Regions from separate parts of the Homo sapiens genome. Here all the other regions are linked to region 3. A link is a loop called in an ENCODE intact Hi-C map of the cell type or tissue named here. Cell type or tissue: PC-9. All regions are shown on one strand.

Region 1 (8,000 bases), 95 kb after region 3:
AGCAAGACGAAGCCACGGAGGTCAGGGTTTGCACTTCTGTTTCTGTATTTGGCTGACATCATTCCATGGACTTGGGTGTGGAACTTCCCCTATGTCTCTCTTGCTCTCTCTCTTTTTCTCTTTCCCACACACAGCCCTGGGAGGATGGCATAGGAGAGAGCGTGTGACACCACATGGCCATGGCCCATGGGGGGGCCTTCCTGGACCCTCATGGACTTAGGGGTTTTGCATCACCATGGTGCTGCCAGACGTGGCATGCACACGTTACATCAATGATAATGGGACATGGTGCCTGGACTCAGCGTGATGCTGCTGTGCCCTCTCCAAATGATACACCCCTGCTCCACAGGCTGGCATCAGCTGGCCACACCCCTTCTCCCTGCTGAGCAGCACAGGAGATGCTGACTCCTGGCTCTAGTGCTTTCATCCAATCATTGGGGGTTCTTCCTGCTGTGCTCAGGGTCCACAGAATCTTGACAAGCTCCTCACACAGAAGACACAGGCCTGGTCTGTGCATGCCAGCTTCAGATCCCTCATGAATGCTAAGGGGCTGCCTTGATGTCCCCACCAGCTCTCCTCTCCCTGCTGGGGCCTTCCCGGGCTGCAGCTGCAGACCCAGGCTGAGTCAAAGTGGTTGGTTTGTGGGGTAGACGATGAGCTTTAGCATGGTGGCCCCCCACCCAGGCTCACATGTGGTACTCTAACCTCTGAGGTGGGCCGCATAGCAGCCTCCCTTGCCCGCTCCTCTCCCAGCCTCCCCATGGCTCTGCAGCCCTGCAGGGGTGGTGCAGCTGGAGCTGGAGCGGCTGGGGCTGGCATGGGACACAAGGGCGATTCTTATCTTTGTCCTTTCCCCGGCCTGCCTGAGCTGGACGGTGGCTGGAGATCAGACCCTTGGCTTGCCTTCTGTCAGGGACACTGTCCTCAAAACTTGAGGATGGAAGAGAAATTCACATTCTACGTGGCCAAGCCTCCTGTCTCTCTTCTCTGGGGAGGGGAGGCTGCTTTTGTTTATGCTTCCTTCTCTCTGCTGGAAGAGACTATAATGAGAGGATATTTTCTTGTCCTTTGGCCCAAGAAGTTGGCACCCCAGCGCCAGGGTACTCAATGATGCTTGTGCTTCCTTCCCACCCAAAGAAAAGTTCCAGGGGATGTCAGTGATGGCGCTGTCCTGTTCTGCCATTGGAGGTCCTAGAAGATGCAGAGAGGTTGCTTCTTGGAGAGGAGGGAGGGGACAGGGTGTCCTGCCCTGGTACCCACATGGGCCTTCCTACACAGGGTGAGGAGTCTGAGAAGCCAAGGGGACCAGTCCACCCAGAACCCCTGCCTCACCCCCAGCCGGTCCCCAGGTATCTGGGACCTGGGAACTCTCTCCTCCAACGGCCCTGATCCAAGGCCTGTGCTGGCTAGAGTCATGGAAGGGTGGCTCAGGGCTGCAGAGCTGGGGATGGGACTTGGGGAGCTGGTTGGGGTGAACCTACACACGTCACCAATGACCCTCACTGGATGAGACAGGAGATAAGGGTGGGAGAGAAGAGGCATGTCCTGGGGGCCCCATTTGTGCTCTTGTTCTGGCCCTGAAAACCTTAGGGGTGGGTCTGGGGTGAGGCTCAGCAGTGGGAGCCCTGGGAACCTTCTCTGCCATAAGGACGGGGGATTCTGAGACAGGTGAGGGTCTGCCTAGTGTGCCCAGAAAATAGTTCCTGCTCTTCCTTAGTAGCACAAGCACTGAGGCTGCCTGCTCCCAGCTTGACAGGGGTTCACTAGGACCCCTTCCTCTCCTCTCCCTCCTCTCAAAGAGATTGGGGACTCAGCTGGGATCGTTGGGTGCCTGTAACAAACCAGAGGGGTGCCCCTCACTTTCTGGACTCAGTGAAAATCAGTCTTCTAATTTTGCCCATATCATTCCTGATGAAAATTCAGTTAAGTGAGGTCTTAGAGAAGAGGTAGTAGAGAAAGTGGTAATTTCTCATAACTGACCCGCCCAGGCCACCCTCTGGTTTAGAAAAGTCCCTGCTCCATGAAGGGAATTTTCTGGGGGAGACGGCATCTGAGAAATCAGTATTTCACGACGGTGTCTTTCCAGTGATGGTTCTGCAAGCTGGTAGAGTGGTGAGTCGGGATTTGAACTCAGATCTTTGGCCACCCAGGTTTTCCTTGCCTTGCCTTGCAGGGCTGGTCTTAGGCTTCAAGATTCATTTTTGTAGTTTGTGGGTTTTCTCTTAAAACGAGGCTCTTATTCCTGCAAATATTTACAGGTTACTTTATTCTGTGTGGAACAGAATTGCTTCTAACCTGGTGGGGGCAGGGAACACTGCAGTAAGGGCTCAATTAACTGATTTCACAGTGGTCACGACTCAGACATTCATTTTAGAGATTAAGTGGAAAATAAAAGAGATCAGAGCACCTCAAGCATACAGCAGGAACGCACAGTGAATTAAATGGAGAGATGGAAGTATTTGGTCCCTGAAGACGAGCATGACATTGCGATTTAGCTTGGATGAGAAAACTGAGGTTTCTTGGAAATGCCTACCCACGTGGGGGAATTTCTCTGTCAAGTTTCTGCTGCTTTGCAGCCATTTAAAATGGGTCCTGAAATATCTGCAGTGCAGAACATCTGAGAAGAGCTTTTCATTTGCTAGAATGTTGCAGCAAGCAGGCTAAGCGATGTTAGCAGGCAACTTTGTGATAGATTTAGAAAGCCCCGAAGAAATGGGTGGTGGTGATACAGAGAGATTTTTTCTTTCCTTTTTTTCCTTTTTTGGCTTGTCTGCAGAATAGATGAAAAGAGAAAATATACCCAGATACTTTGCTCACTCTCCCAAGTGCACACTAGGCAATGTAAGCTCCAGAGGCAGCGCTTACAGGAGGGGAAGGGACGCTGAGGCCAAGAGTGCTGGCTCACTGGGGTGGAAGGGACTTCAGAGGGCGTTCCTCACTCCTCTTATTGCAGGTGAAGAAACAGAGGCAGTGGTCCTTTGCCCCAGGCCATTCAGCTGGCCAGTAGCGGAGCCCAGGGCTACCCAGATCCTCCAATGCCCAGGCTGGTCCTCTTTCCTTTCTGACCCCAACACATGAAGAGTCCATCTGGAAATGTTGGCTCCCACACTTCAAAACATTAAACTCCTTGTTCTCTTTCTCCAAATGATTAATTTGTTTTCAGTGTTTACATTAGCTGGAAGCCAAGTTGGGAACACTCCTAACTCGTTTCTCAAACAAGATGTTTTTAAAATGAAGTTTCCCAGCATGGAATGCTTTGCTACTTTGTAAGGGCTTCAGTTGCTAAGAACTTACTGCACCTGTGTCAAAACTGTGCTCTCAGGGCCCCTGGTGGAGTCCAGAAGAAGAGTTCCACGCAGTCCCTGTTTTTCTTTTTTTTCCAGGAACTCCTGGAAACTGAATCACAGATCAGATCATGTTGTTCCACAAGAACGATGTGTCACTGTGAGGCTGCATTCCTGACCACGAACTGAGCACCAAATAAGTCATGGACATGCACCAAAAGGTGTGACCCAAGGGAGGCAGGGTGAGCCCCATGTCTCAGAACATCCTCGCGGACAGCAAAGCCCTTGATGTGGTGGAGTAGGGGCCTGTGGCAACCCCTCACACATGGCAGGTCCTTTGCAACCCCAAGTGCTTCAGATGCTACCAGCCCTCCTTGGGCAGGTCTGAGATGTGACAGAGAAGAAGATGAGAATGGAAAAAGAGAAAGAAGAGCGGAAAACTAAAAGAGGGAAGGGCAGAGGAAAGAGCAGAAATGCAGTCTAGCTGGAGGGCAGGCTGCTGGCTCCAGCCACTGCCTCAGATCCCCCCGACCTGGGGTACTCAGGAGTCTGAGTGGGTACAGGGCTATAGCCTCAATTTCCCCATCTGATGTGGGACTTGCCTTGACCCAATGCCTGGACCACAATCATCCCTGATACCTGAAGCCTCCATAGATATGACTCTTTCTAACGTTTGCTGCTTCAGGATTCAACCTTGTCCACTTTTGGCTTCTTCATGCCCTCTCCAATGAGCAGTGATTCAAAACCTTTTATAAAACTACCCATCACTATCATCTCTGGCAACATGGCTGTCTAGAGAACTCAGAAAACTGTCTCCCTCTGTAATGTTTAAAATGCTGGCTATATTTCAGAAATGTAGATGGCTGCACATGACAAAGTTAAAAAGAAAGGGAAGTGTTCAGAGGTCAAAAGAGGATGCCAAAGTCCAGAGAGCTGCAGGAATGCTGGAGGGAGGCTGCCCTGGGGCAGGTGCTAACCCCATGACCTCAGGTGGCTTTGGTGTGCCCACTTCCTGGGGACTTGGCACAGCAGCTTGGGTGAGACTCACGTGCAGAGCTCACTGTCCAGGCAGCTTTCCCAAGAGGCACCTGCCTGGGCACACACCTACACTCTCTTCCTTTTTTCTTTCACAACTGGTCCCCTCCAACTTGACCAAGAAAGGCCATGTTTTACCAGGATTCCTGCCACAGGGTGCAAGGCCCTAGACAAAGGGGCGAGAGATAAGAAATATCAGTGCTGTTGGACACCCTTCTAATAGTGGCATCATGTGCCCCAGGCTGGCTTCGGGGCTCTCCTTCTCTCCCATGCTCTACCCTGAATGGGAAGCACTGGTCGTGGGGTGTTCTGGCCCAGCTGTGAGGTTCTGAATTCATTTGAGTTGTAGAGTGGGCTAGCACATGGGATGCTGATTTTCCTTTAATGACCTTGCCCCTTCCATTCCCTACTATGGCCACAGAATGCATTGTTCCCATAAGGACCAAACAAAGACTTGTAGACGATGGTAGCTCATGTCACCCAGGCAGCAAACACACACCTCACTGGCGTACCTGTGTTAGAAATAATTTGGGATGGGGAGAAGGCGTGCTGGGACTCTCCATGAGGTTCAGAGCATGCTGCTGTCATGCTCACCACCAGGGCTGGAGGGAGCTTGTTGGAGAGCACGCTTACTGCGGGCCAGGCACTGCACCAGAGGGCACCCGTTTGGCCTTAATTGACACCGCTAATCTTGGTAAGGCCTGTCTCCCATCGGTGTCCCCGTCTGTGCCTTGGTTGGATCATTTGCATGATTTTAAGGTTGAGAAAGTGAAAATGTGCACACCTAAGCAGATTGATGGAACATCTCTGACAGAAAGTCACATAGGATAGAGGTAAGATAGTGTCTTAGTTTCTTCAACATTTACAGGGAAAACACTTTCATGATCTTTTGGCCAAAATACAATTGAATATTGTAAATCCATATTCAACTTTTTTTGCAAGGGTCTATTGAAATTCATACTATCTCTATGTTTCTGAAATTTTCACAGGATATCAGGCTAAAAGAGGCTTTTCTAACTATGAGTAACAGATTAATAGTTATTTGATAACTGTTGATAAGACCCCCTCCCCACTCCCACCTTTTGGTATAATTCCTTGAAAGTGAGAATGTGACTGTCTATAATGACTAGTAACAAATGACTAGTAACTTTTGTAAGATAGGTGGGTTCTAATTATTTGCTTTTAACAAAACGGAAACAGCTTATGGGTAATTTAAAATAACTTTCCATGATTAATCAGCACGTGATTTTTAATAACAAATGACTCCAAAGGGGTTCATAGAACAGAGTGATGTGCTACATCAATACTCATTTCTTCCCTTTTCTGTAATTTTGAGAATAATGTTCATAAGTGCATATATCTAAACTAATAAAGATTGGAACAGAAGTAATGCTGAATCCTGCCTTAGACTACCAGTAAGTCATATTAATCTATAGCTACATGTAAAAAAATTAGAAGCTCCACCCATTTCCTTAAGAGACATAGTTTTTTTTTTTTTTTTTTTTTTTTTTGAGACTGGAGTCTCTCTCTGTCGCCCAGGCTGGAGTGCAGTGGCGCGATCTCGCTCACTGCAAGCTCCGCCTCCCAGGTTCACGCCATTCTCCTGCCTCAGCCTCTTGAGTAGCTGGGTCTACAGGCGCCGGCCACCATGCCCCGCTAATTTTTTCTATTTTTTTTTTTAGTACAGACGGGGTTTCACCGTGTTAGTTGGGATGGTCTCGATCTCCTGACCTCGTGATCTGCCTGCCTCGGCCTCCCAAAGTGCTGAGATTACAGGCTTGAGCCACTGCGCCCAGCCTAAGAGACATAATTCTAATAAAATTTTACTATTTGTACTTAAAAATTATTTACCAAAACTTAATATATTTATGTTTTGATCATTTGCGTTCTGCTTATGTTATAATAACTATCTAGAAGAAAACAATTTAATCCTTGCAGTCTTGTGATCAGAGAAAATTTTATTTATTTTTATTTTTATATTTTAAGTTCCAGGATACATGTGCAGGATGTACAGGTTTGTTACATAGGTAAATGTGTGCCATGGTGGTTTGCTGCATCTATCAACCCATCACCTAGGTACTAAGCCCAGCAAGCATTAACTGTTTTTCTTGATGCTCTCCCTCCCCATCCCCATCCCTGACAGGCCTGAGTGTGTGTTGTTCCCCTCGCTCTGTCCATGTGTTCTCATTGTTCAGCTTCCACTTATAAGTGAGAACATGTGGTGCTTGGTTTTCTGTTCCTGTGTTGGTTTGCTAAGGATAATGGCTTCCATTATTCCAGCTTCATCCATGTCCCTGCAAAGGACATGATCTCATTCCTTTTTATGGCTGTATAGTATTCCATGGTGTATATGTACCACATTTGCTTTATCCAGTCTATCATTGTGGGCATTTGGGTTGATTCTATGTCTTTGTTATGTGAATAGTGCTGCAATGAACATATGCATGCATGTATCTTTGTAATAGAATGATTTATATTCCTTTAGGTATATACCCAGTAATGCGATTGCTGGGTCATATGATATTTCTGGTTCTAGGTCTTTGAGGAATCGTCAGACTGTCTTCCACAATGATTAACTAATTTACATTCCCACCAACAGTGTAAAAACATTCCTATTTCTCCACATCCTCGCCAGCATCTGTTATTTCTTGACTTTTTTATAATCACCATTCTGACTGGCGTGAGATGGTATCTCATTGTGGTTTTGGATTTGCATTTCTTGAATGACCAGTGATGTTGAGTTCTTTTCTCGTATGTTCATCAGCCACATAAATGTCTTCTTTTGAGAAGTGTCTTTTCATGTCCTTTGCCCACTTTTTAATGAGGTGGTTTGTTTTTGATAAGATTTTTAATATTTTAAATTTTGTATACATATTCTTGTTGCAGAGAGGTCTGAGAGGGTGATTAAAAAATACTTGGAAGCAAAAAAAATTTAATATATTAGGATAAAATTCTGTAGGTGAGATGAAATGGAAATAAAAGTTCAAGGAAGAAAAGGATACTCTAAAACTCCAGATGTTTAAAGAAAGGCTTGACTTGTGTTTTTTTAGTGGACGATGATGGGTATTGAATTGTTGTAAATTTATATTCCATGGGATCTATTTACATGAGTTCTGTAATTGTTTATGTCAGTATTTACAGTATGCTAGAAAAAACATCTTTTATAATTATTTAAGCTTATAATAAAAATTCTGGATGTCAAATTAAAAATATGTGAGAGGCCTAATAGTTTTCCCAAATGTTTAAGGAGTATGTGAGCAAAAAAGTTGAAGACCACTGTCTTAGAGCACTCAGCTAATTCTCTAGTTAAAAGACAAAGAGAGTTTCATGAAACAAAAAAAAAAAATCCAGCTACATACTGTTTACAAGAGGCACTCCCCAAACAAAAGGGCATAGAAAAGTTGAAGCTAAAATAATAGGAAGGGATATATCAAACAAATATTAATCAAAAAGAACAGTGGTATAGCTATACTAATATGGGACAACATGGATGAAGGCAAAAGGTATTGCAAGAGATGAAAGGGTCACCATAATGATGAAAGATTCTACTCACCAGGAGAAGAATACTGATTATATACATCTAATAATACAGTTTCACAGTAGAAAAAACCAAGAGTACAAGATGAAATGGACACAGTCACCATCATAATGACAGCTCTATCAGTAATTGAAAAATTAAAT
Region 2 (8,000 bases), 230 kb before region 3:
AATAAAATATTTGAGAAGAGAAACTGAAATTCTTCTACTTAAAGAAGAATAGCATTTTAAGAAGTTGCCTTGATACTAAAATCTGCAGGTATTAAAAAAAAAGGAACTGACAAAATGTCTTCCAAAGGGGCTCTTGATTCTGCTTTCCTACCAGCAATGAATGAGAGTCCCTGTTGCTGCATGTCCTTGCCAGCATTTACTGTTGGTGTGTATTAGTCTGTTCTCACACTGTTCTAAATAACTTTCCAAAACTGAGTAATTTATGAAAAAACGAGGTTTAATTGGCTCACAGTTCCTTAGGCTGCACAGAAAGCATGGCTGGGGAGGCCTCAGGAAACTTTCAATGATGGCAGAAGGCAAAGAGGAAGCAGGCAAGTCCTACATGGCTGGAGCAGGAGAAAGAGAGCAAAGCGGGAGGTGCCACACACTTTTAAACAACCAAATTTTGGCCAGCATGGTGGCTCACACCTGTAATCCCAGCACTTTGGGAGGCTGAGGCAGGCAGACCACTTGAAGTCAGGAGTTCTAGATCAGCCTGGCCAATATGGTGAAACCCTGTCTCTACTAAAAATACAGAAAAATTAGCTGGGGGTGGTATTGGGCACCTGTAATTCCAGCTACTTGGGAGGCTGAAGCAGGAGAATCGCTTGAACCTGGGAGGTGAGGTTGCAGTGAGCTGAGATTGTGCCACTGTACTCCAGCCTCAGCGACAGTGCGAGACTCCATCTCAGAAACAAAACAAAACAAAACAAAAACACACAAAAACCTCCCCCAGCTTTCATGAGAATGAACTCACTATCACGAGAACAGTGAGGGGGTCATGATCCAATCACCTTCCACCAGGTCCCTCCTCCAACACTGAGGATCACAATTCGACATGAGATGTGGGTGGGGACACAAGTCCAAACCATATCAGTGTTTTCAGTGTCTGACATTCTGATAGGTATGTAGTGGTATCTCATTGTTGTTTTAATTTGCATTTCCCTTATGACAATTATGTTATTGCTGGATGTTTATGTTTTCATTCAGCCTAAGAGTATTTAAAAGTTTTTTAACTATGGTAAATGACACATGAAATTTACCATCTTTATCATGTTTAAACATACTGTTTAGTAGCATTAACTATACTCACATTGTTGTGCAACTGTCGCAATCCATCTTTAGAGGTTTTTCATTTTGCAAAACTGAAACTCTGTACCCATTAAACAACTCCCCATTGCCCCCTACCCTTAGCTGCTGAGAGCCGCCATTCTACTTTCTGTTTCTATGATTTTGCCTATTCTAGGCATCGCATGTACATGGAATCATACAGCATTATTTGTCTTTTTGTGACTGGTTTATTTCATTTAGGATAATGTCCTCAATGTTCATCCATGCCATACATTTGTCAGAATCTGCTTCCTTTTTAAGTTTGAATAATACTCCACTGCATGTGTAAACTACGTTTTTTTTTTCTTTTGAGACAGAGTCTTGCTCTGTTGCCAAGGCTGGAGTGCAGTGGCTCGATCTTGGCTCACTGCAAGCTCTGCCTCCCGGGTTCAAGTGATTCTCCTACCTCAGCCTCCCGAGTAGCTGGGATTACAAGTGCCTATCACTAATTTTCTGTATTTTTAAGTAGAGAAAGGTTTCACCATGTTGGCCAGGCTGGTCTTGAACTCCTGACCTCAAGTTATCCACCTGCCTCAGTCTCCCAAAGTGCTGGGATTACAGGAGTGAGCTGCCACTGCGCCCAGCCTTTTTTTTTTTTTTTTTTTTTTTTTTTTGAGACAGGGTCTCACTCTGTCGCTCAGGCTGGAGTACAGTGGCACTATCGCAGCTCATTGCAGCCTTGATCTCCCAGCTTAAGTGATCCTCTCACCTCAGTCTCCCAAGGACTACAGAGGTGCACCATCAGGCCTGGCTAATTTTTAAATATTTTTGTAAATTCCAGGTCTCGCTATGTTGCCCAGGCTGGTCTCCAATGCCTGGGCTCAAGTGATCCTCCCACCTTGGCCTCCCAAAGTGCTGAGATTACAGGCATGAGTCACCTCGCCTGCCTTATATTTTGTTTATCCATTTATTTGCTTCTACCTTTTGGCTCTCGTGAACAATGCTACAATGGACATAGATATGTAAATATCCCTTCAAGATCTTGCTTGCAAATCTTTGAGGTATATACCCAGAAGTTGAGTTACTGGATCTCATAGTAATTCTGTTTAATTTTTCCAGGGACTGCCATACTGTTTTCAATAGTGGCTTCACCATTTTACTTTCCCATCAACTGTGCACAAGCGTTCTAATTACTTCACATTCTGCCAACATTTGTTATTTTTGTGGAGTTTTTGGTTTTATTTTTATTTTTTATAGTAGACGTCTTAAGGGGTGTGAAATGTTTCCCTTTAACAGAGTTGAGGCTGAGTGTGGTGGCTCACACCTGTAACCCCAGCACTTTGGGAGGCTGAGGTGTGTGGATGGCTTAAGCCCAGGTGTTCGAGAGCAGCCTGGACAACATGGCGAAACCCCGTCTCTACCAAAAATACAAAGATTAACTGGGCGTGGTGGCACATGCCTGTAGTCCCAGCTACTCAGGTGACAGGCGGGAGGGTCACCTGAGCTTGGGAGGTCGAGGCTGCAGTGAGCCATGATTGTGCCTCTGCACTACAGTCTGGGTGACAGAGTGAGACCCTGTCATAAATAAATAAATAAATAGTGAGTTGAACCCATTCACATTTAATATAGTTACTGATTTCTGATATTTTATGTTTTTTATTACATTGTTCTCTTTATTATTTCTTTTACTTTCTTATTTCCTAGGATTTTTTTTTTATACACTGAATTTTCTTTTTTTAAAACTCTCTTCTGGTTGTTTGAAAAGTTATACGTACTATTTCTTTTTTTTTCTTTTTTTTTTTTTTTAGAGATGGGATCTTGCTATGTTGCCCAGGTTGGCCTTTGAACTCCTGGCCTCAAGGGATCCTACTCCGTCAGCCTCCAGAGTAGCTGAGACTACAGGTGCACCCCACGGAGCTGGGCTTTCTTCCTATTTGTCTATTTTCAGGTAAAGGCTCATGTTCCTTGAACACCTGCTATGTTCCAGCCCCTATGCAGACCTTTTTATATTGATGATCTCATTTAATCCTTACGACAGCCCTATGAGGTTGCTCCTATTTTTAAAAATAAACTTTATATTTTAGAATAAATTAATTTTAAATTAGAATTAACTTAGAATTATTTAGAATAAATATTTTTACTTTAGAGTAATGTTTTTAGGACTTAGATTCTAAAAAGAAAAAGGAAAGTGCTGTAGGCAGTACAGAGAGTTTCTGTTTACTCTACACCTAGTACACCCAGTTTCCTTTAGTATTCATAGCTTCCATGGATATGGTATGCTTGCCAAAATTAATGAACCAATAGTGACACATTTTATTAGCTAAAATCTGTAGTTTATGCACATTTCCCAGGTTTTTGTCAAAATTTTACAATCTGTGTCAACATACCACACGACATCAGCCTCCTGTCTCCCTTAGGTTCTTGTTGGCTATGACAGTTTCTTTGTTTCGATGACCTTGGCAGTTTAGAGGAGATGGCCTTTAATTTAATAAGACCTTTTAAACATCTTTCTCCATAAACATTTAGAATGAATCAGTATCCATAATTTTTCCCTCTGGAATAAGATAAGATCTTAAACATCTCATGCTTTGTAGGAATAATCTAAAATTTCAGTTCCAATTGAGCAATAAAATTCTTTCTACATTTCTCTTTCTCTTTAAAATAGTTTCTTAAATGTCTTAATCTTAAGATCTCAGTATAAATTTTATCAGTTTATTTATATTTGTTACCACTTTTTCATGTTTTGAATTTAATTATCTTTCTTGAATTACTTTTTCCCCCCCGAAGGAAATATTTTCAGAAAGGATGGTTGGGTGATAAACTTTCTGAGCCCTTCATGGTCAAGCTTTTCTTATTTGCAACATGGAGATCAAAATACCTATCCCACAGAATTGCTGAAGATGAACGAATTCATACTTTTAAGCTTTTAGCAGAGTTCACCATATAAGCAATCAATAAATGTTAGCTCTTGTTACTATTACAATGAGCACATATTATTTTGTAATTATAAGGAAAACTATGCACGGACGCACGCAAGGAAGGAGGGATAGTGGTAAAGAAGGTGATAATACGGAAAGTGATGTGACAGAATGGAAGAGCAGGTGACATAACCACTATTTTCAGCTTGGTAAATGTGGAAAAGTCCTGAGCATTTCTGCCAACCAGCTTAACCTGGGCTATGCTGTCATCCATGGTCCAGACAGCCACGTGGGTGTTAGAAGCCACATGGCCCATCTGTCTCCTCTGAGGTCACTGGAGTTTATCAGCTGTTGTGTACCCTTAGCATGAGTCAGGAGGGTTCTGGGAAAATGTCTTTCTAGTTGAAGGACTGGCAATTCAGTTCAAAGATTAATAAACACAAAATAACACTTGAGAAGCATGTGTCATGTCAAATGCAGAACGTGTGTTCCAGAGGGAGGAACAAAACACGAGTGCTCTCTAAACAGACCAAAATTTCTTCAATTGATTCTTTGCTATTCATGAGCAAGGGAGGGAGAACAAATTGTTATGCCTGACACCAGATTTCAGGCCTGGAATTTTGTAGTGTGATTCATGCAGCTATATTTAATATTTGCAGAGTCATCCAGTAACCCCTGTCAGAGCCCAGGGAAGCCTTCACCCTGGGGCAACTCCCTTCTCCACCATCCATGCACTGCTTAGGGATCCTTGTAGGACGGTCTTGGTATGACGTATCATTCCTCGCATGCTTGAATGGCAGTTGTGTCTCCATAAACACCAGTGCCGGCCAAACACAGCCAGGTCTTTCATGTCAATTTAGGAATGTGTTGCCCTCATAAAGATAAGGCATTTAGTGCTCTTGACCTTGTTAAAGGTCTGTGACTGGCTCAGAATTTTTAATACCCGGGGAGTAGTGCGGAGGCGCGGTGGGGGATGGACTCTAGTTGTTTCCTGTGCTCAGGGTAGAATCCTGGAACCTGAGTTGCCAAAAAAAAAAAAAAAGAAAAGAAAAGAAAAAAAGGAAAAGAAAAATTGGATCATTAAGTTAGGATATTATGTTTAAATCTTATAATGTACTTGTAAATGTTGATGGCATAATATGTAAGTAACAAAAGACATGGCTTCATCAATTTCTACTTTAAAAGCTTTCACAGGAAAGAGATAAAGAATAATGTGGCTAATAAATGACATGCTGATAAAGTATTAAAAAGAACAGAACACTTCTGATGGCTTCACACTCTGGAAGGATGGGAAATAAGCAAACGCAAAATAAAACAGCTGGGTAGACTCAAAGGAAATAAAAAAGGGGTTTCCCCCACCCCTGTACATTCCCTCAAATAGGAGCTAAAAAGGAAAATAAAATTGCACCAAACCATGAGAGGGGAACATTTAAGCATTCTAATATTGTAAATAGACATTCAGGCTGAGTTTTCCATCCAAAAGCTAGGACAGGAAATAAATCCTTAAGCATAACTAAGAGACTAATAAGGAAATATTTTCAGGGGTTTAAAGCAAATAGTTTTTTTAATGCAAAAACAACATAATCAAGACATATTATCACATGTCATATATGACAGCAAATATGCTTACCAGGCTTCTTCCAAGAGCAAATGAGATAAAAGTACTTTGAAACCATAAAACGTTATGCAAATGTGCAGTGATATTAGCGTTATTTGGGAAAATAAAAGCACTGGGCTTCTCCCTTTTCCTGTTTCTCATTCCTTTTATTTACCTTAAAATACAAGTTTATTTCTTCTCAATATACCTGAGGAGTTGCCTAGTAGGAAATGGAACACACACAAAATCCGGCTTTTTCTTCCTGTCTTATTGTTCGTTTGTCACAATATTTGTTTTTCCTGGTTGTTGTTTAAAAATTGTTATGGAAAATTTCAAACAGACATCAAGTTAGAGAGAATTTGATCATGAACGTCATGTCCTCATCCCTCAGACTCTACATGTGTTATTAGCTTTTTGGCCAGTCTTATTCCATCTATAATCCCACCTACTTTCCAACTCAGATTATTTTGAAGTAAATGCCAGACATCCTGTCATTTCCATTAGAATTCCTAAAAGATAAAAACTATTCAAAAAAGAACACGGGACAGAGGCAGGCGGATCACCTGAGGACAGGAGTTGGAGACCAGTCTGGTCCAACATGGTGAAACCCCGTCTCTAGTAAAAATACAAAAATTAGCTGGGTGTGGTGGTAGGCACCTATAATCCCAGCTACTTGGGAGGCTGAGGCAGGAGAATCGCTTGAACCTGGGAGGTGGAGGTTGCAGTGAGCCAAGATTGCTCCATTGTACTCCAGCCTGGGCAACAAGAGCGAAACTCCATCTCAAAAAAAAAAAAAAAAAGAATACAGGCTGGACGTGGCGGCTCACACCCATAATCTCAGCCCTTTGGGAGACCCTGGAGGAAGGATCACCTGAGCCCAGGAGTTTGAGACCAGCCTGGGCAACACAGAGAGACCCAGTCTCTACAAAAAATACAAAAATTAGCCTGGCATTGTGGCTGCGCCTGTAGTCCCAGCTACTGGAGAGACTGAGGCTGGAGGATGGCTTGAGCCCAGGAGATTGAGGCTGCAGTGAGCCGTGATTGCAACACTGCTCTCCAGTCTGAGTGACAAAGGAAGACTCTGTCAAAAAAAAAAAAAGAAAGAAAGAAAGAAAGGACCTTACTATAACAATTATTCTTGAATATCACCAAAATCCAGTCAGTGCTCCATTTCCCCGATTGTCCTGTAATTTTTTAAACAAGTTGTTCGAATCAGGATCCAAAAAAGTTCCCATTCATTGTGATTGATTGAGGTGTCTCTTTAGATTTTTTAAGCCTGGAGGTACTGGCACAACCTCCTTCTCTCTCTCTCCCTCCTCCTCCCACTCTTTCTCTCCCACCCCCTCCACCCTCAAACCCAGCAGGTCTGACCAGGCAGCAGTGGTCATCTGATTGACGCGCATTGAACTCTCTGCCTGAAAAGATGCTGTACTTCGTTGAGTTCCTTCCTTTTCTGTTCTGCCCAAGCTGTAATGGCTCTGAGGATTTGGAAAAGGTTTTAGAATCTAGGAATGAATGAGAAAACTGTTTTAAAGGGCCCCTCCACACTACTGAGGTCATTTACTTTTTCTTACTCTTTACCAAAACCTGTATAGATCACTGATATAATAGATGCGAAAGATACTCTAGTGGAAAATGTCATGTAAATGTAAAGGACTGCTGATGGTTATGTTATCATTCAAGAATGTTTTACAGGGGGAGATCTTAGCAAGCGGAAGTACAAGTAAAACTGAATCATGAGCAATTTATGTTATTACCTTCAGGGCAACCATAAATTAAGCCAGATAATTGTTCCCGGGCTCTGAACACTATGGGACAAGAAGCCATGGCTATAAGCCAAGAAAAAAAAAGCCGTATTTTTAAAAATACCCATTTAAAAGAGGAAAAGCAATTAGGGAGCAGATCCTGTAAGTAAAGGAAGACGGGGAAATAGCATTAAGTAGGTATCCAACAAGTTATTTGATATGACAGTGGTACAAATGATGCAAAAATATTCTCTTTCTTCCCTCAAATTTACAGAAACTGGCTCACAGTTTTTTGAGTAGTGAAGAATTTTAGGGCTGGGCGCAGTGGCTCATGCCTGTAATCCCAACACGTTGGGAGGCTGAGATGGGAGGATCACTTGAGCCCAGGAGATCAGCCTAGGCAACATAGTGAGGCCCCATCTCTACAAAACATTTTGAAATTAGCTGGGCGTGGTGGTGCACGCCTGTAGTCCTAGTGTATTAGTCTGTTCTCACACTGCTATAAAGGGCTGTCTGAGACTGGGTAATTTATAAAGGAAAGAGGTTTAATTGACTCATGGTTCCACATGGCTGGGGAGGCCTCAGGAAACTTACAATTGTGGTGGAAGGGGAAGCAAACATGTGCTTCTCCACATGATGACAGGAAGGAGA
Region 3 (8,000 bases):
GGCCACACAGCCCCTCTGTGATGATACCTTACGAGTACCACTGAAGATGTCAAAAGCCGCTTTGAGCCTTCCTGGTGCAGGTGCTGCTTGGACATTATGAGGCTTCACTGGCTCATCTCAGCCCATGTTCACAGAGCTTACTGCTGTCTAGTGCTTGGGGAGCCTCAGCCTCATCAATGGCCTGTGTTACGCTGCCGTGGAGGGTGTCCAAATGTGCTTTCCACTCTAGGTCACCAGGTACAGTAGTGCGTGCCAGGCACTGAGCAACTCTAGGGGCACCATTCTCATAGGGGTCATCCTAGGTCAGTTTCCTAACAAATAGTAGAATTTATCTCTAGCAATGGGAGCCTTTTCTAGTTCATGCCAAGGTACATGCTGCCTGGAGGGAAAAGAGCACTGTTCCTGCAATCAGTTAATTGGGGCATAATCCTGCAGCTTTCGTTTGACGACCCTGTGTGTATTAAGTTTCCTAGGGCTGCTGTAACATACAACAGCCTGGGAAACAACAGAAATTAATTTTCTCACAGTTCTGGAGGCTAGAAGTCTGAGATCAAGGTGTCAGCAGGGTTGGTTTTTCCCAAGGACTATCTCCTTCGTTTGTAGATGGCTATTTTTTCCCTGGCTCCTCACATGGTCTTCCCTGCGTGTGTCTGTGTCCTAATCTCTTCTTACGACACTAGTCATATTGGATTAGGACCCACCTTTATGACCTAATTTAACCTCATTTATTTCACTCTTATTTGTTAAGAGTCAGAGTCTTGCCCTGTCACCCAGGCTGGAGTGCAGCGCCATGATCACAGCTCATTGCAGCCTTGAACTACTGGGCTCAAGTGATCCTCCTGCCTCAGCCTCCTGAGTAGCTGGGCCTACAGGTGCGCACCACCACAGCCAGCTTCATTTATCTTTTTAAAGACGCTTTATGCAAATATAGTCACATTATCAGGTACTGGGGGTTAGGACTTAAACATACGAATTTTTGGAGAACATATTTCAGCCAATAACACTGTGCCTCAAGGGCCCTAATCTTTAACCTAGGGAATATAATGATATTCTTACAGAAAATCATATCAAAGTGCTTTGTAGACTGCAAAGGGCTGCACAAATATTGTGTGGTTACTTCCTGTGTCCTGACAACTTGTGCCTGGATCCCTGATGTGATCATTTAGATCTGGTAGAAATACCAGGTGGAGTCAGCCTCCTAAAGATGGAACAGTGGGTAACAGGTGTAGAAGCTGGGGCATGAGGTGGTGGCGTGCTCTCCTTGCATGAAGGCCCTCTCTCCCCTGCTGCTCCCGCTGTTGGTGCTGATGTTCAGACTCATGGACAGTGAGCCCTACAATGTGTCATACCCCTGGGGCTGAGGGCAAGAGGGAAAGGGAACAATGGCCCACACCAAAATGTAAAAGGCCCTCCGGGAGTTCTGGTGTATAGGCCCTCCATGTAGCTGGAAATGATGGCCACAATTCCTCAGACGCCTGCCGGCTCTTTCTTCCACGTCTTTAGTAGGGGATCAACAAGGTCACTTACTGTAGGGAGTGATTTACTCCGCCTTCCCTGGATCACATCAGATTGATTCTAATCAGATATCTATGTACTGTTACTCCCTGAACAAGCATTTGGCAGTACTGGTAGTGGGGAGCCAAGATGGATTTAATTTCCTTTGGCCGATATGCTTCATTTTCATGATAACATTTCTCAAAACTTAACGGAGGGGCTCTTGATTTCTGAATCTGCCCTTTTTTCTAGAAGGGTAAGGCAGGAAGGTAAGATCTCATTCTCAGATGATTAAGACCAGCACCCTCCTGCAGTATCCACGCTCCCACCCTGGGGCTTTCCTTTGAAATCAGCAAGAGTCTGTGTAGATGAAGAGATACGAGTCAGGAGCAGGTCCACATAGAAGCGGCTTTCCCATATTAATAATAATGTTTCACAATAATATCACTTTGGGTGCTTCCTCTACTCCTTGGAGCCATAGATAGTGGATTTATTGACTTGTTTTCCTTTGACTTATGGCTCTTTCTCGTTATTTTCTGAGTGTGGTTTTGCTTTGCTTCCTGGAAAGGGAAACAGAAGTGGTTCTGGTGAATCCTGGGAGAGTAGAGCCTAGTTTTGAACTCTTACTCTCTTGATGACACGGCTGCTCAGAGGGAAGCGTGGCCAGAAGAACATGTTGGAGTTCCTTGCTCATATCCCTGTGAATATGGCCACATGTGGCTCTAGGCATTCAGTGGGTTCATGCAGTCTTTGGAACAGAACCCCACAAGGGGCTGACAAACAACCTTCTAAGGCTTGGGGAGTGCTGAACTGGACAAACCAGGGTTTAGAGCTTCCTCAGTGACATGCACCGAGTGGATCCAGTGGCCCCTCTTAGAGTCTCTCCAAAAGGAGGGGGGCCCTTCTTCCCTTTTTTGCATCTCCACTTCCCTCTCCCTAGGGCCCAGTGCTTTGTCTGACCTCCTCTCCCACTGGAAATTTAGAGGTTATGTGCATTTCATCTATCAATGAATACAAAGAAGATGATTCCGAATCCGAGAACTGCTAAAATGGAATTTCAGGCATTTCCAGGGAGAGTTTAAATGGTAGAAAGGGCTGGATTTACCATTAGTGGCTATTAGTTTGATTCTACTAAGACAGCATTTCTATTTTGCTGTTGGGACTGAAACAAACCTCATTCATTTGACATGAAAAAAGTTGGGACAGTTTTGGTATCTCCTTAGCTGGCTCGGTTAAGTGTATGTGAGGGAGACCATTTTTCACGCCTGGCCGGCTCTGTGCTTAAGTGGCCCCATCGCAGCCAGAGTAGCCTCATTACAGCTGAAGTCCCTGGTAGGTCTCCTCCTTCCTCTGAGCCCAGCGCAGTGCCAAGGCCGGGGACTCTGGCTGGCACTGGTGACACGCTGTCTTGTCCTGAAGACACGAGGTTGGGTTCGGCAGCTGGCTCCTCCGGGACAGGGCCCAGTGCACTGAGCTTAGCTGAGCCCTTCCCCTCACACCTGAAGTGTGGCACGAGGATGGTCACTCAGAAGCAGCGAGTAGGGTGTCCTGGTGGGAAAAGCCTGGCTTTGTGCAGTCTCGGGGAAGGTTTTCAATGCCATCTGAGCCTGTTTCCTCATCTCTAAGGCAGGGACCAGGTAGCCCGCCCCGCAGGGTAGTTGCAGGAAGCAGACATGTATCTGGGAGCAGCTGGCGAGTTCCTGGCATGCACTGCTCCCATCCGATTTCCGCAGATTTCCTGCTGGAACGTTCTCTCGGGCCTCAAGTTTTCCTGAGAGGACGACGTGGAGAGTGGAGACAAAGATGCTCAAAAGCCAGGAAATCGCAGGCTCGGAAGCCCCCACGCATGCCTCTGAACGCAGCGCCATCTCGGGGCTGCGGCGGGACCAAGCGGGACGCTTGCAGGCTGTCGGCGGCGGGGGCCGCGAGCCGCCGGCGTAGGCCGCTCCAGCTGGAAGACCCCACCGCTAGGGTTCCAGGGGGCTGCGGACGCTTCCGAGGGGCCCAAGGCGAAAGAACGCAGCCCGCTTGTCGGCCACGTGACCGTCCCCGTCCGCGTCCGCAGCGACCACGTGACTGTGCGTCCGCGGCGTCGATTGACTGGGAGCTCCCTGGCCACGCCCTAAGCGCCAGCCCCGGGCTTCGGGGGGCGGTGCTGCTGCGGTTGCCATGGCGTCTTCCGAGCGCGCAGGCGTGGGCCCAGAGTAGCTTTTCGGGTATTTGCTACCGGCTCTCGGTAGGGCTGGTCACCTTTGCTTGCTGAGCTTCGCGCCCTGCGTCCTTTGGTCCCCAGCAACTTGCAGGGCAGCCGTCCCTCATGAGGCCCTCCAGCGAATGCCCTAAAGCTCCGAAGTTGCTCCGGAGGAAAACAGGCTTGCTCCGAGGGTGCACGTCCTTACTGCCCGTGACGTCGTGGTGCCTTGAGGGCACCCTTCTGGGAAGATCCTTGCAGAGGCCATGTCCCCTCTCCACGACATCCAAGCCCATTCCCAACTTGCTTTTCACTCCTGTCCCCCCGGGGAACGTCTACTGGACCTTAGGACAGCCCCTCACCCCCGTGCACCCCCCAGGTGGATCTGCAGCGAAACCTCTGTGGTGACTCACAGTTGCTAGCATTGGTTATCTTCTTCCTGGCAGAAGGTGGCAGGCTGATGCTGTCGTCGTTCCTGTGTGTCTGACAAATCACAAATATGAATTCAGATCGTCACAGCTGAGTCATGCCCAGGATTTCCATGAGCCCTGCTGGGGTGGCCAGCTTGAGCTCCCTTCCCCACAGCCTCCTCCAGCTCTGCAGCGCCAGGCACCAGTGTGACTCATGGGGGCCTGTGGAAGCCGGGGCTGCTCAGTGGGGCTGAGTCTAGGAGGGGGAGAGAGAGAAAGGGAGCCCATCAACAATTACAGTGCAAACGCCGCAGCTGCCACCACCGAGTGCCTCCAGTTAGGAACTGGTTTGTGAAATTCATTACCCTATGAGACGAGTTTTATCTCTGTTTCACTCAAGAGGATTCTGAGGCTCAGGAGGTTGTGAATGACTCGGGGAAGCACAGCTGGTAGGTGGCAGGGTTGAAATTTGAATCCAGGTCATTCTGACCCAGGAGTTCAGACTTTTTCCCAGCCCAGCCTTTCCACTCGACCTCAATTAGCACAGTCATGCTGGGTGCCAAAGCTATTTACTTTGCTTGCGGGAGTCCAGGAGCTGGCTCCTAATGGCTCCATTTGAAATGGTTTTTTAGGCAAAGGAGACTAGATGAACGTGGAGGAGAGGGAAAGTATTTAGGCGCGAAGATGCTACAGAACAGGCTTATTCCAGTGCACCTCCAAACCCAGGCGTGGTGTTCTTCCTTCTCGTGCCTTACTTTTACATCCCCAGCCACTGCTTGGTATCACCTGGTTGTCCTCTGGGCACCTGAAGCTCAGCATTTCCCAGGATGAATATTTGCTTTTCCCTGCCATATCTGTCTGCCCTGAGTGAGTCAGTATCAGCGGCCATGTGACCGTCCGTGTCTGCAGCGTCCTCCCCCCATCCCAATATTCTTGCAGGCAGTCAGGCTTTGAAGACCAGGTTGTCTCTTGTTAACTTGAAAATCACACAATCTAGAAATTTGGACCAGGAGACTTTCTTTCTTTCCTTTCTTCCTTCCTTTTTTTTTTCTTTTTTTTTTTTTTTTTGACAAAGTCTTGCTCTGTCGCCCAGGCTGGAGTGCAGTGTGGCTCGATCTCGGCCCACTGCAACCTCTGCCTCCCGGGTTCAAGCGATCCTCGTGCCTCAGCCTCCCGAGTAGCTAGGATTATGGGCGCCCGCCACCATGCCTGGCTAATTTTTGTATTTTAGTAGACACAGAGTTTCACTTTTTTTTTTTCAAATAGAGACAGTGTTACTGGTGGAGGGTGTCCAGGTTCTTGGCGTCTTGTACAAAGAACTGGGCAAAACCCACAAACACAGCAAGGAAAGAACGAAGCAACAAAAGCAGAGATTTATTGAAAACGAAAGTACACTCCACAAGATGGGATCAGACCCGAGCATAGGGACTAAGAGCCTGGTTTCAGAATTTTCTGGGGTTTAAATGCCCTCTAGAGGTTTCCCATTGGCCACTTGCTGTACACCCATGCAAATGAAGTAGTGGCTTGCAATCTACTGTAACTACAAAGTGAAGTTACAAAGGTTACACACTATGCAAACGTCTGATTAGTTGTGGAAAGCAACCAATCAGCGGCTAAAGTGAAGTTACAAAGTTACACTTCTATGTAAACAAAGACTTAGCCTGCAATCAGTCTGTCTGGTTGTAGAAAATGGGAAAGTATGGAGGGTTTATCTCTGGTCCTTTTGTTACTTTGTTGTGGAAAGTTGGGGTTTTCCTTTTGATTTAGTTCTAGGAAGTCAACATGAGTTGGCCTTAGGTTCCCTGCTTCTAGACCCCATTCTCCTGCCTCAACAGGGTCTTACTATGTTGGCTAGGTTGGTCTTGAACTCTTGGCCTCAAGCAGTCCTCCTGTCTCGGCCTCCCTAAGTGCTAGGATTACAGGCGTGAGCCCCCACGCCTGCAGAGGAGACTTTATTTCTTATAAGGGGTTATAGGCTGCAGGGTGGCCATCCTGTAGGCTGGGAAGAGCCTCCTTCAAAGACCAGAGACAGGCCCTCTGGGGGAAGAAGGGGTAAGTCAGAAATTTAAGTTGAACATGTTGACCAAATGTACATATTCAACAGATTATCAGAGGAGATGTGAGTATTTATGAAGGGGGTCCTGACACATGCATATTGAACAAACATGCATGTAACATACAACCCATGTTCATTTGGGGTGGAAAATAACATTTGAATGTATTACAATTAGCCCCTATAGGTCAAAAGTTCCTTTTGGGACACAAAAGCACTCAAGTGTGCACCCTCTGTAAACTGGCTAGGACTAGTTCATGATTGGATTGGTGGTGTCTCATCTAGAGAAAGTTACTGACATCAGTGTCTTGTACAATCAAAGGTGTAGTTATGGCTGGGCAGTTAGTCTGTGCCTTATCTGCGTGAGCTGCAAATTGTTTTAATATTGCTTATCCTGAGACCAGTGCTTATTTAGACGGTAGAGAAAAAGAAAAATTCTGTGGCTGTTAGAACAGAATTTATTCTTTAAGCATAGAGGTGAGTGATTCAACCCTTGCTTGGTGTAAGGAACATGGTTGTGCTTTGGTCAAGGATAGGCCAAGGTGGGATGTTTACATCCTGCGTGACTCAGGGAGTTTAGAGCGCAGGCGTATAACTCCACTTGTTATCGCATCCACGGAGCCATAACATGGGAAGGCCGTCCCTTGGCATTAAGCCACTATTGTCTGTAAAAGGTATAATTGCCCTGCCGACACTGTACAGGTGCTGGCACCCAGAGAAAGAGAGAGAGCCAGAGCTGTCCATCTTTGCAGATGGACAGAGGGGAACCAGGACACAGCTTGGCTCACTGGCGCCCAGAGAGAGACAGAGTTAAGCTGCCAACCTTGAAGGCAAGGGAGAGCTGGCTGCGCAGCTGTGTGTGTGGGAGCTACCAGACTAAGCAGCCGAGACAGGGCGGACAGTGTGAGAAAGCTGTTGATGAAAGCTGCTGTTGAATAAAACCATATTCACCTGCCTACCACCCCATGACTGTTCTTTCTGCTCATCTACCCACTCCCTTTGGACCTCAGCATGGGCTGGAACCTGACCCCAAGTGTGACATTTGGCATAGTTGTGAGCCTGACACCTGGCGTGGCCATAGGTCTTATTTATAGTTTGATGTCTTATTTATAGTGTGATATCTTATTGTCACAGAATCTGTTGTCCTATGATCTCTATTTTAGCATTAATGCTCATCAGCTGTGTCTAAACCGCAAAATGGGAGGCATTAACGAGGCATGTCTGCCTGCCCATCCTGTCATGGCTGGGAACTCAATTTTTAAGGTTTTTCAGGGGTCCCTTTGGCCAAGAGAGGGCTCGTTTAATTTGTGGGGAGGACTTAGGATTTTATTTTTAGCTTACACTCTGAAGCTCCTGCTCACATCCAATTGTATGAAAACAAGCTTTTCATGTATTTCGTCTAGTAATTTTTTTAAATTTTTTGTTTTTGCAGCAGAAGGATTCCTCTGGTTCTCCATCACGGCCAGAAGCATAATTTGATGACAGCATTTTTTTTTTTTTTTGAGACAGAGTCTTGCTCTGTCACCCAGGCTGGAGGGCAGTGGTGTCACCCAGGCTGGAGGGCAGTGGTATGACCTTGGTTCACTGCAACCCCCACCTCACAGGTTCAAGTGATTCTCCTGCCTCAGCCTCCTGAGTAGCTGGGATTACAGGTGTACGCTGCCACTCCCAGCTAATTTTTTGTATTTTAGTAGAGACGGGGTTTCACCGTGTTGCCCAGGCTGGTCTTGAACTCCTGAGCTCAGGCAATCCACCCACCTTGGCTTCCCAAAGTGCTAGGATTACAGGTGTGAGCCACCGCGCTCAGCCGATGACAGCATTCTTTTCGATCATTTTCTTTTCTGCTGTTCAG

Evidence for each region. Peaks named below come from ENCODE experiments on the same cell type or tissue, not always from the same donor. Only the 100,000 strongest peaks of a DNase experiment are listed, where the experiment ranks them.
Region 1: it touches region 3 in a loop (15-fold over the local background); 11 of 110 quality-filtered maps call a loop at or near these places.
Region 2: a loop joins it to region 3, with 15 times the contacts of the local background. A loop is called at or near these places in 4 of 110 quality-filtered maps.

What each region holds. Positions count from the first base shown.
Region 1 is chr21:37,655,811-37,663,810 of GRCh38, forward strand. All of the region lies in intron 3 of KCNJ6 (potassium inwardly rectifying channel subfamily J member 6), which reads right to left. All of the region lies in intron 1 of KCNJ6-AS1 (KCNJ6 antisense RNA 1), which reads left to right. Among named protein-coding and RNA genes, the nearest start is that of KCNJ6-AS1, 140 kb to the left of the region's middle. In PC-9, a CTCF peak has its summit at 3,321; DNase peaks (open chromatin) are centred at 3,381 and 4,241; H3K27ac peaks cover 3,011 bases.
Region 2 is chr21:37,334,431-37,342,430 of GRCh38, forward strand. It overlaps LOC124905019 (a long non-coding RNA gene), which reads right to left. Exons shown (of 2, transcript XR_007067861.1): 2 at 6,975-7,109. Among named protein-coding and RNA genes, the nearest start is that of DYRK1A, 28 kb to the right of the region's middle. In PC-9, no CTCF peak of the experiment used is centred here; DNase peaks (open chromatin) are centred at 4,351, 4,751 and 7,361; H3K4me3 peaks cover 1,525 bases; H3K27ac peaks cover 3,370 bases.
Region 3 is chr21:37,560,338-37,568,337 of GRCh38, forward strand. All of the region lies in intron 1 of KCNJ6-AS1 (KCNJ6 antisense RNA 1), which reads left to right. LOC105372798 (a long non-coding RNA gene) reads left to right here. Exons shown (of 2, transcript XR_005647073.2): 1 at 1-4,544. Among named protein-coding and RNA genes, the nearest start is that of KCNJ6-AS1, 46 kb to the left of the region's middle. RefSeq lists a silencer at 3,371-3,470 and an enhancer at 3,510-3,804. In PC-9, CTCF peaks have their summits at 3,810 and 4,097 (motif pointing right); DNase peaks (open chromatin) are centred at 3,634, 4,204 and 4,574; H3K4me3 peaks cover 2,769 bases; H3K27ac peaks cover 2,480 bases.